Linked DNA regions of Homo sapiens: region 2 is linked to region 1. The links are chromatin loops, found by intact Hi-C in ENCODE. Cell type or tissue: OCI-LY7. All regions are shown on one strand. Links, peaks and the distances in the headings refer to the core of each region. The heading gives the core; the rest is flanking DNA.

What was found. Hi-C counts contacts between places; a loop is a spot of excess contacts. Peaks named below come from ENCODE experiments on the same cell type or tissue, not always from the same donor. Only the 100,000 strongest peaks of a DNase experiment are listed, where the experiment ranks them.
Region 2: a loop joins it to region 1, with 3.0 times the contacts of the local background. A loop is called at or near these places in 3 of 110 quality-filtered maps.

The regions. Positions count from the first base shown.
Region 1 is chr10:446,660-454,613 of GRCh38, forward strand. All of the region lies in intron 3 of DIP2C (disco interacting protein 2 homolog C), which reads right to left. Among named protein-coding and RNA genes, the nearest start is that of DIP2C-AS2, 180 kb to the right of the region's middle. In OCI-LY7, for the core only: no CTCF peak of the experiment used is centred there; DNase peaks (open chromatin) are centred at 3,972 and 4,472; H3K4me3 peaks cover 1,867 bases; H3K27ac peaks cover 2,729 bases.
Region 2 is chr10:330,704-338,000 of GRCh38, forward strand. All of the region lies in intron 29 of DIP2C (disco interacting protein 2 homolog C), which reads right to left. LOC124902362 (a long non-coding RNA gene) reads right to left here. Exons shown (of 2, transcript XR_007062030.1): 2 at 4,322-5,149. Among named protein-coding and RNA genes, the nearest start is that of ZMYND11, 200 kb to the left of the region's middle. In OCI-LY7, for the core only: no CTCF peak of the experiment used is centred there; a DNase peak (open chromatin) is centred at 2,808; H3K4me3 peaks cover 1,253 bases; H3K27ac peaks cover 1,453 bases.

The DNA.
Region 1 (7,954 bases), core at 1,619-6,618:
TGGGCAGAGCGCCCCGGCTGCCACCATGGAGGAGGGGCATCAGCTCTCATTTTTCAGGAAGGGCCCTTATCAAACAGAGAAAGATCCCTTCTGTTCCTGATGTGACAGGAAATTCGTATAACGACTATTAAATTTCAACAGATGTTTTTCAGCATCTTCTGAGATGATAAAATGGGTTTTCTCCTTTATTTTTTGTCAATGTAGTGAATTACATTGATTTTTGAATGATGAGCCAAGTGTGCCAGGCAAAACTACACCACATCAAGAGAACAAACTCAACTGGTTGTGATATTCATATCCCTTTTACATATTTTGGGTTTGATGTAGTAATAATTTGTAAAAAGCTTCGGCATCTATATGTCAAGAAGAGTGAAAAGTGTGAGATTTTTGTCTCGCATGCAAACTAACAAGGGAGCCAGCACCAGCCCAACATGCTGACAGAGCTGGGACATTCCCAGGCCAGAAACAAAGGGCTTGTCACACACAGTGGGGCAGCAGGACCCACTCACCCCTGTCGATACTCAGGATCACACACAGTGGAGCAGCAGGACCCACTCATCCCCATCTATACTCAGGATCACACACAGTGGGGCAGTAGGACCCAATCACCCCCGTCGATATTCAGGATCACACACAGTGGGGCAGCAGGACCCACTCACCCCTGTCGATATTCAGGATCACACACAGTGGGGCAGCAGGACCCACTCACCCCTGTCGATACTCAGGATCACACACAGTGGGGCAGCAGGACCCACTCATCCCCATCTATACTCAGGATCACACACAGTGGGGCAGCAGGACCCGCTCACTCCCATCGATACTCAGGATCACACACAGTGGGGCAGCAGGACCCGCTCACTCCCATCAATACTCAGGATCACATGCAGTGGGGCAGCAGGACCCACTCACCCGTCGATAATCAGGATCACACACAGTGGGGCAGCAGGACCCACTCATCCCTGTCTATACTCAGGATCACACACAGTGGGGCAGCAGGACCCAATCACCCCCATTGATATTCAGGATCACACACAGTGGGGCAGCAGGACCCGCTCACTCCCACTGATGCTCAGGATCACACACAGTAGGGCAGCAGGACCCACTCATCCCCGTCTATACTCAGGATCACACACAGTGGGGCAGCAGGACCCGCTCACTCCCGTCGATACTCAGGATCACACACAGTGCGGCAGCAGGACCCACTCATTCCCATTAATAATCAGGATCACACACAGTGGGGCAGCAGGACCCACTCATCCCTGTCTATACTCAGGATCACACACAGTGGGGCAGCAGGACCCAATCACCCCCGTTGATATTCAGGATCACACACAGTGGGGCAGCAGGACCCGCTCACTCCCACTGATGCTCAGGATCACACACAGTAGGGCAGCAGGACCCACTCATCCCCGTCTATACTCAGGATCACACACAGTGGGGCAGCAGGACCCACTCATCCCCATCTATACTCAGGATCACACACAGTGGGGCAGCAGGACCCGCTCACTCCCGTCGATACTCAGGATCACACACAGTGCGGCAGCAGGACCCACTCATTCCCGTCAATAATCAGGATCACACACAGTGGGGCAGCAGGACCCACTCATCCCTGTCTATACTCAGGATCACACACAGTGGGTCAGCAGGACCCACTCACCCCATTGATATTCAGGATCACACACAGTGGGGCAGCAGGACCCACTCACTCCCGTCGATACTCAGGATCACACGCAGTGGGGCAGCAGGACCCACTCACCCCTGTCGATAATCAGGATCACTCACAGTGGGGCAGCAGGACCCACTCATCCCCGTCTATACTCAGGATCACACACAGTGGGGCAGCAGGACCCGCTCACTCCCGTTGATACTCAGGATCACACACAGTGGGGCAGCAGGACCCGCTCACTCCCGTTGATACTCAGGATCACACACAGTGGGGCAAGCAGGACCCACTCACTCCCGTCGATACTCAGGATCACACACAGTGGGGCAAGCAGGACCCACTCACCCCTGTCGATATTCAGGATCACACACAGTGGGGCAGCAGGACCCGCTCACTCCCATCAATACTCATGATCACACACAGTGGGGCAGCAGGACCCACTCACCCCTGTCGATACTCAGGATCACACACAGTGGGGCAGCAGGACCCACTCATCCTCATCTATACTCAGGATCACACACAGTGGGGCAGCAGGACCTGCTCACTCCCGTCGATACTCAGGATCACACACAGTGGGGCAGAAGGACCCACTCATCCTCATCTATACTCAGGATCACACACAGTGGGGCAGCAGGACCTGCTCACTCCCGTCGATACTCAGGATCACACACAGTGGGGCAGAAGGACCCACTCATCCTCATCTATACTCAGGATCACACACAGTGGGGCAGCAGGACCTGCTCACTCCCGTCGATACTCAGGATCACACACAGTGCGGCAGCAGGACCCACTCATCCCTGTTGATACTCAGGATCATATACACTGGGGCAGCAGGACCCACTCACCCCTGTCAATACTCAGGATCACATACAGTGGGGCAGCAAGACCCACTCACCCCCGTCGATACTCAGCGGCATCCTTTACCACTTAAGGGACTTTCAAGCTCATCTTGTGTAACAAAAGTCGACTTCTCCACCTCCCCATACAAAGGCAAGATGTTATTTAGGCAAACAAAATTAACGATCAAGTAAAGAAATGCTTACAATTTTCTCTTCTGAGAAAATTTGTTTTTAGTGACTGCGGCTATCAAGGCACACACTTGCATATTATACATAATACTGCTTGTGGCCAAAGTCACGGTACTTTCCTACTCTTAAATAATTTATCAAGAGTCCTGAAAAGTGAGTATCTTAAAGAGAAAAGTGGTATGTGGCTTACTCCAGGCTAAGGAGTGAGTAAGGCAGCCTATTCTTGTGAAATATGTGATTTTTCTACAGGAAGGGGAATATCACACTCTGGGGACTGTGGTGGGGTCGGGGGAGGGGGGAGGGATAGCAGTGGGAGATATACCTAATGATAGATGACACGTTGGTGGGTGCAGCGCACCAGCATGGCACATGTATACATATGTAACTAACCTGCACAATGTGCACATGTACCCTAAAACTTAAAGTATAATTAAAAAAAAAAAAAAAAGAAGTAAACACATTCAGTTACCTAATTCCATGAAGAAAATATTAATAAACTATTAATAAAAACACATACACACACACAACTACAGTCATGTGCCAAATAAAGATGTTTCAGTCAACAACAACAAAAAAAAAAAAAAAAGAAAATCTGAGAACAAGATATCATTGTGAGATTGTTATCTCCAGGAAGGAGTGAAATGGGTGCTGGGAAATTGAGGGAGCCTTGGAACAGGAATCTCACCATCTCGAATGGGGAATCCAGCAAATGGGAAAACAGTCGCTCTGATTCACGGACGTTTCTGAAAGCTTCACGTCCACTCCATGTTGCATTTGAATGACTTTTCTCCTTGTGATGTGGACCCGACACAAGAGAGGTCCCACGTAGACATTCGGCATTTGTCAGGGTCTGGCACCGTGGCTCACTTCCACAGATTTAACATGTTTATGTATAAATTACAATGGTCCCGTGTTGCATTTGAATGACTTTTCTTCTTGTGATGTGGACCCGACACAAGAGAGGTCCCACGTAGACATTTGGCACTTGTCAGGATCTGGCACCTTGACTCACTTCTACAGATTTAAGATGTTTACGTATCAATTACAATGGCTCAACTGTATAAAAGCTGGTATCAGTTATGGATCAATTCCCTTATTTCTCTCTTGGGCCACACTTCCTGCTTCTGCAGAACATATCACTTGGCTGCAACACACAATGTTGACATTGAAAATAAAAAAGACTGTATAAAAATGATGCAGAGAATTCTTCTGAAAGGCCACTGGGACACACACTTTGTTGGTGATCAGCTGTCTACTAGCAGCAGCAAGAGAGACAGAGCTCCACGCATGAGCAGCCACAGCACCTGGGTCTGTGACCCACACCAAGACCCCCAGGGTGACGACAGGCCAACCAACAGCCTTGGAAAGTACACTTCCTTCCCAGAAGAGCTTCCCAAGAGAAAACAGAAACACTGATAATTGCAGGCATTTCCATGACTGGTCTGGAACAATGAAACCACTCACCTCCAACAAGGAACACATCTTGTTTCAACTGAGGCAACTAAAAAGACGAAGGAAATAGCACAAAAGCCAGGTTGGTTCTGTCACTTACACACACACAGACATGTACAGGTCTGTATGTGCGTACATGTATGTATATGTCCATATGTGTGGGTATAAAATATACTGTCTATGCCTCAATAACGGCATCGTCTAAATTCAGCCTGTGAGTTCCTCAGGGCCAGGGAGGGAGTCTCAAAGCCCATCTCTGCAGCACCGGGCTGTGCTCCCCAGCCCCTGCCTGTGGGCGGTGACTGGTGAAGCAACAAACCCTCCCAGCCCTGTTCCTTCTACACCACATCCGGAACAGGCGTACGTACACCTGGTATAGAAAGCTCCCACAGCCTGAACAGATCATTCGATTCTAAGTCAGGTTAACCTAATCTCTGCAGTGCAGTCCTACAAACAGATTTTCAAAAAGTTACCAAACCACCACCTCAAACCTCAACACTTTGTCTACTTGGAAAGAGGACGTGGGACTGGGATTTACTCGGCCACCAAAACACTCACAGGGTATTATCCTATCGCCCTTCAGTGCCCAGAATAATCATGTGGTCTCTCGCAGTAAAAACAAAACCACAACCACCGCAACCCAGCTTTTCTTCAAGTTGTAGGGAGTTTTACAGCCTCTTTCTATGTGGTCTTTCTTTTTGCCCCAAACTGGATATTCTTTTTACTTTCTCCTTATTTCCTGACTATAATTTAATCAATGTAATTAAAGTGCTTGTGTTAGAAGCAATTTTACTTAAAAAGAATTGAAAGAACTACATCAAAATATTAACAGTAGCCATTTCAGGATGACAAGATGACAACGTATTGTTTTTTGTTCATTCTCTTCAACATTTGCGAAGTTTTCTGCCTTGAGTGTAACCACTTTTGCCATCAGAGGTTACATATAGTGCTTGATGGAATGAGGCCATAGAGCACACACACCACCCTCTAACACAAAGCAATCATGTGGGGAAGGATGGAGACACAGGAAAGGTACATCTTGAAGAAATGCGGGTTTTTTTCCATAAAGGCAAAAGACATTTTAAGAAATGTTTGCACCATACACAAGTCTGCTACATTTGGTCAAAAAACTGAGAAAACAGTAACAGAAGAATACTTCTGCCCACAAGGAGACCAGCACACCCAGCTCAGGGCGACACAAGGAGACCAGCACACCCAGCTCGGGGCGACTCCAGACGAGGACAGAGAGTGGTTTCCTCACAGCTGACCCACAGGATCGGGTAACACGAGCAGGAGGGAAGCATGGGGACCACAAAGATGTCAGACTGTGGACTGCACAGCAGAAGACAGCAACACAAACCAGTGGAGTCACTAAAAACAATTGCAAAAAGATGTCTACATTCTGCTTTAACCGGAAATCAGTGGCACAGTGACACTTCAAAACATCCATAAACAGCACCCTGAAGATTCCGTCAGACTCTACATGGAACAATGTTAAGGCAAATAATGATAACGGGATAGCGCTAAGGGGTCTTCTCAGTGCAGACCCTTAGAGCGCGCACTAACCCCATCATCAAAACACGGCAAACACGTGGAAAAAGGACAACCTGCCCAGGGGTGAAGAGCAGCTTCTGAAGCACGCAGTGTAATTATGAGTGACTAAAGTGAGTCAGAATCTACCTCCATGTGCTAAGTTGTTGCTGTGTTTAATAATCCCAGTCCAACTCAAAATATCCAAGCCAGAAAGGAGCATCCGGCCACTAACATCTACAATAGCGATTAAATGGACAGCGCTTTGTCGAAAGACCTTTCACAACGTGACACCTAGAGGGAAGCGAAGCAACCAAGCCACGATGGCCCCCTGGTTCCTCTCGCTGCTCCTCCTGGGTCCTCAGCACAGCCGGGTGGCTCTGCTGGTGCCCTCCTGCAGAGAAAACACCACACACCGCTACTGAGGAGGTCTCTTATGACATCCAGCTTAAAAGGCCGCATGTCCACTGGCCAGTGGCCCAAATCCCACAGGTGAGGCGAGAGAAGAGGGATAGACTTGACCACAGGGCACGGGGCAGGATGGACCCATCTCCCTTGAGAGCCAACGCCAGCGGATCACCGGGAGGCCTGGCCAGTCTGAGGCCCCAGTGCGAGGAAGGGGGCAGTGTTGGATTAACACACAGTGCTGGAAAGGGTATGAGCTGAGAACAAAGACGTTTACAGAGCTCTGCATAAAACCCAGATCACTGTGAGAAGAGCTCATAAGATGAAGAACTTTTAGGAAAATATAACATGGGTAAACAGGTTGCTACAAAACAAATATTCCCTTGAAAACACAATATCCTTTTCATAAAATGAGCTGATAAATGAAATCTAGCAGCTGTGCAGCATCAGAAATCCATTACAGCATCTGATCAAGCGTCCTCCAAAGCCTTAATTACAAATGCCCTGAATACAGTTTTACCCGGCCACATGAATGAGACACCAGATGAGAGGCCGTGGAATGGAAACAATGAGAAACAGAAATCTCTCGGGTGAAGGTACCAGGCAGGATTGCAGCGGAGTCAACAGACATGTGTGCAAACATCACGAGAGTAACAAGATTTGCTGGTCATGCTGGACATACAGTGTCAAAGACTCCAGCAAATGCCTGAAATACAAATGCTTAAAACGATAGGAGAAAATAATCTGGAGGCTCAGCAGTCAGGACAGAGGGCAGTGATTGTCTAGTATTTTTAAGTATCTTTGAGGAAGAGCACTGAAAGTGGTCAAGGATACTTCCACTTAGGGAGAGGCTAGGAAGTGACGGCTTAAAATTTCACGTAAATGGAAGATGATTCTAGTTTGGGATCCTAAAGCAGCATTAACGTGTTATCAAAGCAAAGAGAAAAGAAGCAGATGCATAAATACTGAATGAGAAAGGAATGAGGGAATGTAACAGGTACAGCTGGACTCAGGGCTGTCAGGGCAAACACAGCACAGGGGCTCCAAGGAGACCACGCTGCCTGCAGCCATCTCAGGCAGGGAGGGATATTGCTGGAGAAGCTCCTACAAAGCTGTCGGAGCTGGGGGTGAGCTGCTGGCTGCCATGCAACACAGAGGCCAGAGACCCCAGCAGCAGCAGGACCTGCTAGAGCCTCTGTGCACAGCCCTGAGACTAAGAAGTGAAACCACTGTCCTCACATGCCTCTGTCACACTTCACAAACACAACTCAACAGAATTTGCAGGACTCAGATCCATGGTTTCTGAAGAAGGCAATAAAGGGTGAATTTGGAGCTGAGAGGCAATAAATTGATAGAGGTGCATTTGGTGACTCCAAAAGAGGCAGATCTTTCTCGTTTTTTCTGCTGTGGCTGCTAACAGTTCATTCCCTTTAGGCCTTTCACTCTAAGAACCCAGAAGCACCCATCTATTAAGAGAAGGGCTTATTCAGGATCAGCTTCATGCAGCATTGAATAAATCACTATTGCTAGTGAAGAGTTTGTTGGTACTACTTACATTTATAGTGTTAGATAAATTGGTTAACTAAAATACATTTAACAGCGTTTCTTAAAGTACTAAAAAGGGATAAAATACTAAAAATACTAAAAAGGGATAAAGTACTAAAAAGGGGATAAAAATGTCAGCACCCCTCAAACCCCTCAGAGAAAGAGGTAGTATACAAATGCACCCTGTATGCTTGATGTCATTATTGCAATGAGATATTCAGGGATAAAAGCATCAGCACCTATCAAACCCCTCAGAGAAAGAGGTAGTATACAAATGCACCATCTATGCTTGATGTCATTATTGCAATGAGATATTCGGGGATAAAAACAT
Region 2 (7,297 bases), core at 523-5,522, 120 kb before region 1:
TCGGGGCTCAAGCAATCCTCTCTTGTTCCTGCTGTGGCCATGTAAGATGTGCCTGGCCTCCCAAAGTGTTGGGATTACAGGCATGAGCCACCATGCCCAACCTACACAATTTTTTTTTTTTTTTTTTGAGACAGGGTCTCACTCTGTCACCCAGACTGGAGTGCAGTGGTGTGATCTGGGTTCATTATAACCTCTGCCTTTCAAGCTGAGGCCATCCTCCCACCTCAGTCCCTGAGTAGCTGGGACTACAGATGCACAACACTATGCCTGGCTAATTTTTTTTTTTTTTTTTTTTGTAGATACGGTTTCGTATTGTTGCCCAGGCTGGTCTCAAACTCCTGGCTTCAAGTACTCCTCCTATCTTAGCCTCCCAAAGTGCTAGGATTATAGGCATGAGCTGCCATAAGAGGCCTACGCAAAATTTTATCAGTGAAACAGCACTATGATTAACGAGTTAGGCCTTGTTAACTACTATGCTATAATACTAAAGCCAGTTCTTTAATGTAGCCAATCTCATCTAAAAATTTTCATAATTGTTTATAAGAGAATCCAACTAAAGAAATGTAAGGAAGTTAGGTTGGCTAACAAAATTTATTTCAAACGGGACCCTTAGTATGAAAAACTACTCTTCGGCAAATGTGACAAAGGCGTTTTTGGGCAATTTTCCATTTCTTTCCTCATTCTTATTCCAAAGCTTGATTTATTCTTTTCAAAAGGACACATAGCCCTCTGTGTCTGTGGGTTCCTCACCCCTGGCTTCAACCATGAATCAAAGATATTCATGAAAAAATCTGCATCTATACCTAACTTGTAGATTTTCTTATCATTAGTGACTAAACAACATAGTACAACTATTCACACAGCATTTACATTGTGTTAGGTATTACAAGTAATCCAGAAATTATTTAAAACATGAGAGAGGAAGTGCATAGGTGATGTGCTCGTATGATGCCATTTTATATCAGGGACTTGAGCATCCTCGCTCTTTGCTTTCTGCAGTGGTCCCGGAACCTATCTCCTCCGTGGACACCGAGGGACGACTTTCTAGCAAATAGTGACCTTTCCAAGGGTTTAATACTTTGAGAACAGGGTTAGGCACATAAGGGGTGAATATCAGGCCTCGAATTTTTACTCTGCTGTAAACTGGCCATTTCATCTTAGTTTTAAAAATTTTACTGTGGTAAAACATATGTAACATAACATTTACCATATTAACCACTTCTTTTCTTTTTTTCTGAGACAGAGTCTTACTTTGTCACCCAGGCTAGAGTGCAGTGGTGTGATCACAGCTCACTGTAGCCCTGACCTCATGGGCTCAAGTGATCCTCCCACTTCCCAAGTATCTGGGACTAGAGGCACGTACCACCATGACTGGGACTAGAGACTAGAGGCACATACCACCATGACTGGCTAACTTAAAACTTTTTTTGTGGAGATGGGGTCTCACTATGTTGCCCAAGCTGGTCTTGAACGCCTAGGTTCAAGCAATCCTCCTGCCTCGGACACCCAAAGTCATTTTAACCATTTCTAAGTGTCCCTGGAAGTGGCTTCCTCAAAAATACACATCAGCATTAATGATTTGCTCTGTCAGAATTGTCAGCACACAACGGGCTTGGGAACCCAGTGTGAATTCCTGGCCAGAGAATTTCAAATATACTTGTGAAAACTAAATATAGTTTCACCTCCCTCCTCATCACCATAAATAAGAAATCAACATTAAGAAAACACAAATCTTGACAGCAGAAACAAATAGAAAACCCAACTCATGATTTCCTAATTGCCCTTACCTCACTCAATACAGCAAATTTTGATTAATTGCTGTATTAGCCAAAATTGATTTTTGGCACTGGCAATAAATTCTGCTATGGACAAGACAAACCTACTTAAGAGCAGGTTGCTTATTCTCAAGACATTATTCTCTGAGAATGTTGGGAACCTGAGCTGTTCTTCAGATCTTAACTTCAAAAAGAATAAAAATAGACATTTTGGTAAGTAATACACATTCGCACATTAGCAATTTGATGATTTCAGATTACTAACCTGACAAAATATACCAACAACTGAAAACTCTCCTAACTTGGGAATTCAACAAGACAGGTTCATCTCACCTGGGGGTCCTGGGTCATACCCTGTCTGCCAGCAGGCATGCCATCCAGCCCAGGGTCTCCCTACACACTTGAGTTACTGCAATGAAGCACTTTATTATTTTTTATTGTTGAGACAGAGTCTCACTCCGTCGCCCAGGTTGGAGTGCAGTGGTGCATTCTTGGCTCAATGCAACCTCTGCCTCCTGGGTTCAAGTGATTCTCCTGCCTCATGCTCCTGAGTAGCTGGGATGACAGGCGTGTGCCACCACGCCAGGCTAATTTTTGTATTTTTAGCAGAGACGAGGTTTCATCATGTTGGCCAGGCTGGTCTCAAACTCCTGACCTCAAGTGATCCACCCACCTCAGCCTCCCAAAGTGCTGGGATTACCTGCATGAGCCACCGCACCCGGCCTATTCTTTTTAAAACACCCGTCGGCTTTATTTAGGTATACTTTGCATACCCTAAGTTTCACTCATTTTAAGCACAGAATGGCTTTTAATAAAATTGAAGAGTTGTAAAATGGTCACTACTCTAGAACATTCCCATCACCTGAAAGGGATCCCGTGTCCATCTGCAGTCAGTCCCATTTCCAGCCCTAGCCCCAGTCATCATTCTACTTTGTTTACAAATTTGCCTTTTCTGGACACTGCCTACCACACAGCCACACTTCCCTCCCTCAGCAGGTGCTTCTGAGCTCATCCTGTGCAGAAGCACCCACCATGTGGACGTGGCAGGCGTCACCTGTTCAGTCACCTGCTAGCGGATACCTGGATTGTTTCCTTGTGTTGACCGAGGTTCCAGGGAACTTACACCAAGTCTCTGAGTGGATGTTCGCTTTCCTTTCTCCTAGGAGTGCAGCTGCTGAGTCAATGCAGCAAGTCTGCTTAATTAAGATCATGCCAAACAGTGGCTTCCCCATTTTACATTCCCACTATCAATGTATGAGAATTCGTTTTTCCACCTTCTTGGTTACTGTTGCTTTGCAGTGTAAGTTTTGAAGTCAGAAAACACGAGCTCTCCAACTTTATTTCCTGTGTTTTCGGTGACAGCATTCTAGTGGGTGTGAAGTGGTATCTCACTGTGGTTTTAATTTGCATTTCCCTAATTAACGCTAGGTATCTTTTCACGTCCTTATTGGCCATTTGTATGTCTTCTTCTGGTGAGATATCTATTCAGATCTCTTGCCCGTGTTTATGTTGCTTGTTTCTGAGTTTTGAGTGTTTATTACATAGGCTGGGTGCAGTGGCTCACGCCTGTAATCCCAGCACTTTGGGAGGCTGAAGCGGGCAGATTACTTGAGGTAAGGAGTTCAAGACCAGCCTGGCCAACATGGCAAAACACTGTCTCTACTAAAAATACAAAAAAAATAGCCAGGTGTGGTGGTGCATGCCTGTACTTCCAGCTACTTGGGAGGCTGAGGCAGGAGAATCACTTGAACCTTGGAGGCAGAGGTGGCAGTAAGCTGAGATCAAGCTACTGCACTCCAGCCCGGGTGACAGAGCAAGACTGTCTCAAAAAAAAAAAAAAAAAAAAAGAAAAAATTTATTACATAGGTGCTTAGAAGTGCTTCATGAGATTTATAATTTGCAAATATTTTTTCCCAGACTGTGGCTTGTCTTTCTACTTAATTCTGTCTTTTGATATACAAAAGTTTTAAATTTTGTTCCAGTCCAGTTTATCAGTATTTATGTAGTATACCTTTGATGAACTCTGTGCCTAACCAAGATTATGAAAATTTACTCCTGTGTTTTCTAAAATTTTTATAATTTTTGCTCTTACATTAAGATCTATGATCCACTTGAACTAACTTAGGTATATGACGTTGAGTCAAGGTTTAATCTTTTTTCCTTTTCATGTGAATGTCCGAATTTCCCAGCATCTGTTGTTGGAAAAACTTTTCTTCATTGAATTGCTCGGGTAACTCTATTAAAAAATTATTTGACCATAAATATAAGGGTTTATTTCTGGACTCTCAATTCTGTTTCTCATATATATAATCACTCTATCTCAATGCCAGTACATTGTTCTGGTTATTGCAGCTTTGCAATATTTTTGAAATCAGGAATGAGAAGTTCTGAATTCTCCAATTTTGTTAACCTATTTTAAAACTGCTTTCACTATTGTGGGTCCTTTATATTTACTTCAGGATATTATCAATTTCTGCCCCAAAAAACCCCCAAAAAATAGCCTGCCAAGATTTTGGTAGGAATTACATTGAACCTATAAAGCAATGTGGGGAGAACTACCATTTTAATAATATTGAATCTTCCAATACATGAATACAGGCTATCTGACACAATTTTTAAAAACAGGTGTAATCTTAAAAAATATTTTGAAACAATACCATTATACTCATATGTCTCAGATAAACAATCCTCTATGACAGAAGAAAGCTTTAGGATGAGGACACAAATTATTTGTGTTACTTAACTTTCAAACAATCACAAAGTTATAGAAAATGTACAAGTACGTTTAAAATAATTCTCTCTCCTTGGATTATCTAATGGTGAATCACTGACCTGATGCGTAATCCCAGACACTTCAGGGGGGATTTCCAACAAACAAGTCTATTTTCCTCCATAAACACCTAAGCCATCAAAATCAGAAAACCAACGCATTCCTCCTGTCCCAGCTCAGACCCTGTTCAAGTTTCTCTAGCCATCCCCAATTACCCAGTTTGCACAGGCACACTGCAAGAAAGTGGTCGGCTCTCAGCTTCCCGCTGCCCAGAGCGAGTTTCTGGATGTTTCCGTGACTCTCACGACACCAGGCTTTGGGAAGATTCTAGGCAGGTGCATTGTCCAATCAGTCCCCTAACTTGGGGGCTGGTGCTTCCACATGGGGAGATCCAGGACAGGCATCTTCGGCAGGAGTATCGCGGATGCGGCTCTCTTCATCCCACCCGCTGTGTGCTACAGGCTTCACCATCACTGAGGTTTGCCTGGACCAGCTGGTTCAGGCTTTTCCACCATGAAGACTCTCTTTCCTTTAACTATTTCGTGGATGGCTACTATAGAAATCCTCACTTCTCATCAAGCTTTCCATTTGTTCATCTGTGTATCTGAATAGTTGGAAAATTTCCTATTTTACTCAAAGTGTTACAACCTGTTGCAATCTTTATTCTTGAGACAGGGTCTCGCTCTGTCACCCAGGCTTGAGTGCAGTGGCGTGATCTCAGCTTACTGCAACCTCAACCACCCAGGCTCAAGTGATCCTCCACCTCAGCCTCCCAAGTAGTTGGGACCACAGGCGCACACCACTACACCCGGCTAACTAAAAAAAAAATGTTTTTGTAGGCTAGGTGTGGTGGTTCATGCCTATAATTCCAACACTTTGGGAGGCTGAGGTGGGAGGATAGCTTGAGCCCAGGAGTTCAAAACCAGCCTGGGCAACATGGCAAGACGCCATCTCTAAAAAAAAATTTAAAAATCAGCATCCCTGAGGTCCCAGGATAGCGATGCTTTGGTCAAGGATGGGTCCGTGTACAATGGTGGTCTCATGAGCCTGTAACGAAGCTGAAAAATTTCTACTGCCTAGAGATGCTGAAGCACACCACGTTACTTGTGTTGGTGGTGGTAACTGGTCTAAACAAACCTGTGCTGCCAGTCATATAAAAGCACAGCACATACAATCATGTCTTCAGTTCTGTTTACACGATGAATCACATTTTTTTATTTGCATATGATACCTAGCATCTTAGAGATGAAGCCTACTTGGGCACGGTGGATTAGGTTTTTGATGAGCATATACAATTATGTACACAACTTAATACTTTAACCATGATGACAAACAACTGTTACTGGTTTATGAATTTACTGTACTTTGTTATTTTACAGCATCCTCCTACTTATAAAAAAGAAAGTAAATTGTAAAACAGCCTCAGTGGGTCCTTCAGGAGGGTCTTCCAGGAGAAGGTATTGTTATCCTAGGAGATCATGGCTCCGTCTGCGTCCTGTCCCTGAAGGCCCTCCAGTGGGACAAGAGGTGGAGGGGAAAACAGTGACACTGAACACCCTGGCCCTGTGGAGGCCTAGGCAGCTGTGTGTGTGTGTGTTGTGGAGGCCTAGACTGGTGTGTGTGCGCGTGTTGTGGAGGCCTAGGCAGGTGTGTGTGTGTGTGTGTGTGTGTGTTGTGGAGGCCTAGACTGGTGTGTGCGCGTGTGTGTGTGTTGTGGAGGCCTAGGCAGCTGTGTGTGTGTGTGTTGTGGAGGCCTAGGCAGCTGTGTGTGTGTGTGTGTGTGTTGTGGAGGCCTAGACTGGTGTGTGTGTGTGTGTGTGTGTGTTGTGGAGGCCTAGACTGGTGTGTGTGTGCGTGTGTGTGTTGTGGAGGCCTAGGCAGCTGTGTGTGTGTGTGTGTTGTGGAGGCCTAGGCTGATGTGTGCATGCGTGTGGTGGAGGCCTAGGCAGCTGTCTGTGTGTGCAAGTGTGTGTGGTGGAGGCCTAGGCCGGTGTGTGTGTGTTGTGGAGGCCTAGGCTGATGTGTGTGTGTGTTCTGTGGAGGCCTAGGCAGCTGTGTGTGTGTGTGCACGTGTGTTGTGGAGGCCTAGGCAGGTGTGTGCGCGCGTGTGTGTTGTGGAGGCCTAGGCAGCTGTGTGTGTGTCGTGGAGGCCTACGTAGCTGTGTGTGTGTGTTGTGGAGGCCTAGGCTGATTGTGTGTGCGTGTGTGTTGTGGAGGCCTAAGCTGATGTGTATGTGTGTGCTGTGGAGGCCTAGACAGTCTGTGTGTGTGTGCGTGCGTGTGTGTTGTAGAGGCCTAGGAAGCTGTGTGTGTGCTGTGGAGGCCTAGGCTGATGTGTGTGTGTGTGTTCTGTGGAGGCCTAGGCAGCTGTGTGTGTGTGCGCACGTGTGTTGTGGAGGCGTAGGCCGGTGTGTGTACGCGTGTGTGTTGTGGAGGCCTAGGCAGCTGTGTGTGTGTTGTGGAGGCCTAGGCTGATGTGTGTGTGTGTTGTGGAGGACTAGGCTGATGTGTGTGTGTGTTCTGTGAAGGCCTAGGCAGCTGTGTGTGTGCACGTGTGTCGTGGAGGCCTACGCAGCTGTGTGTGTGTGTTGTGGAGGCCTAGGTTGATGTGTGTGCACGTGTGTTGTAGAGGCCTAGGAAGCTGTGTGTGTGTGTTGTGGAGGCCTAGGCTGATGTGTATGTGTGTGCTGTGGAGGCCTAGACAGTCGTGTGTGTGTGTGCGTGTGTGTGTGTTGTAGAGGCCTAGGAAGCT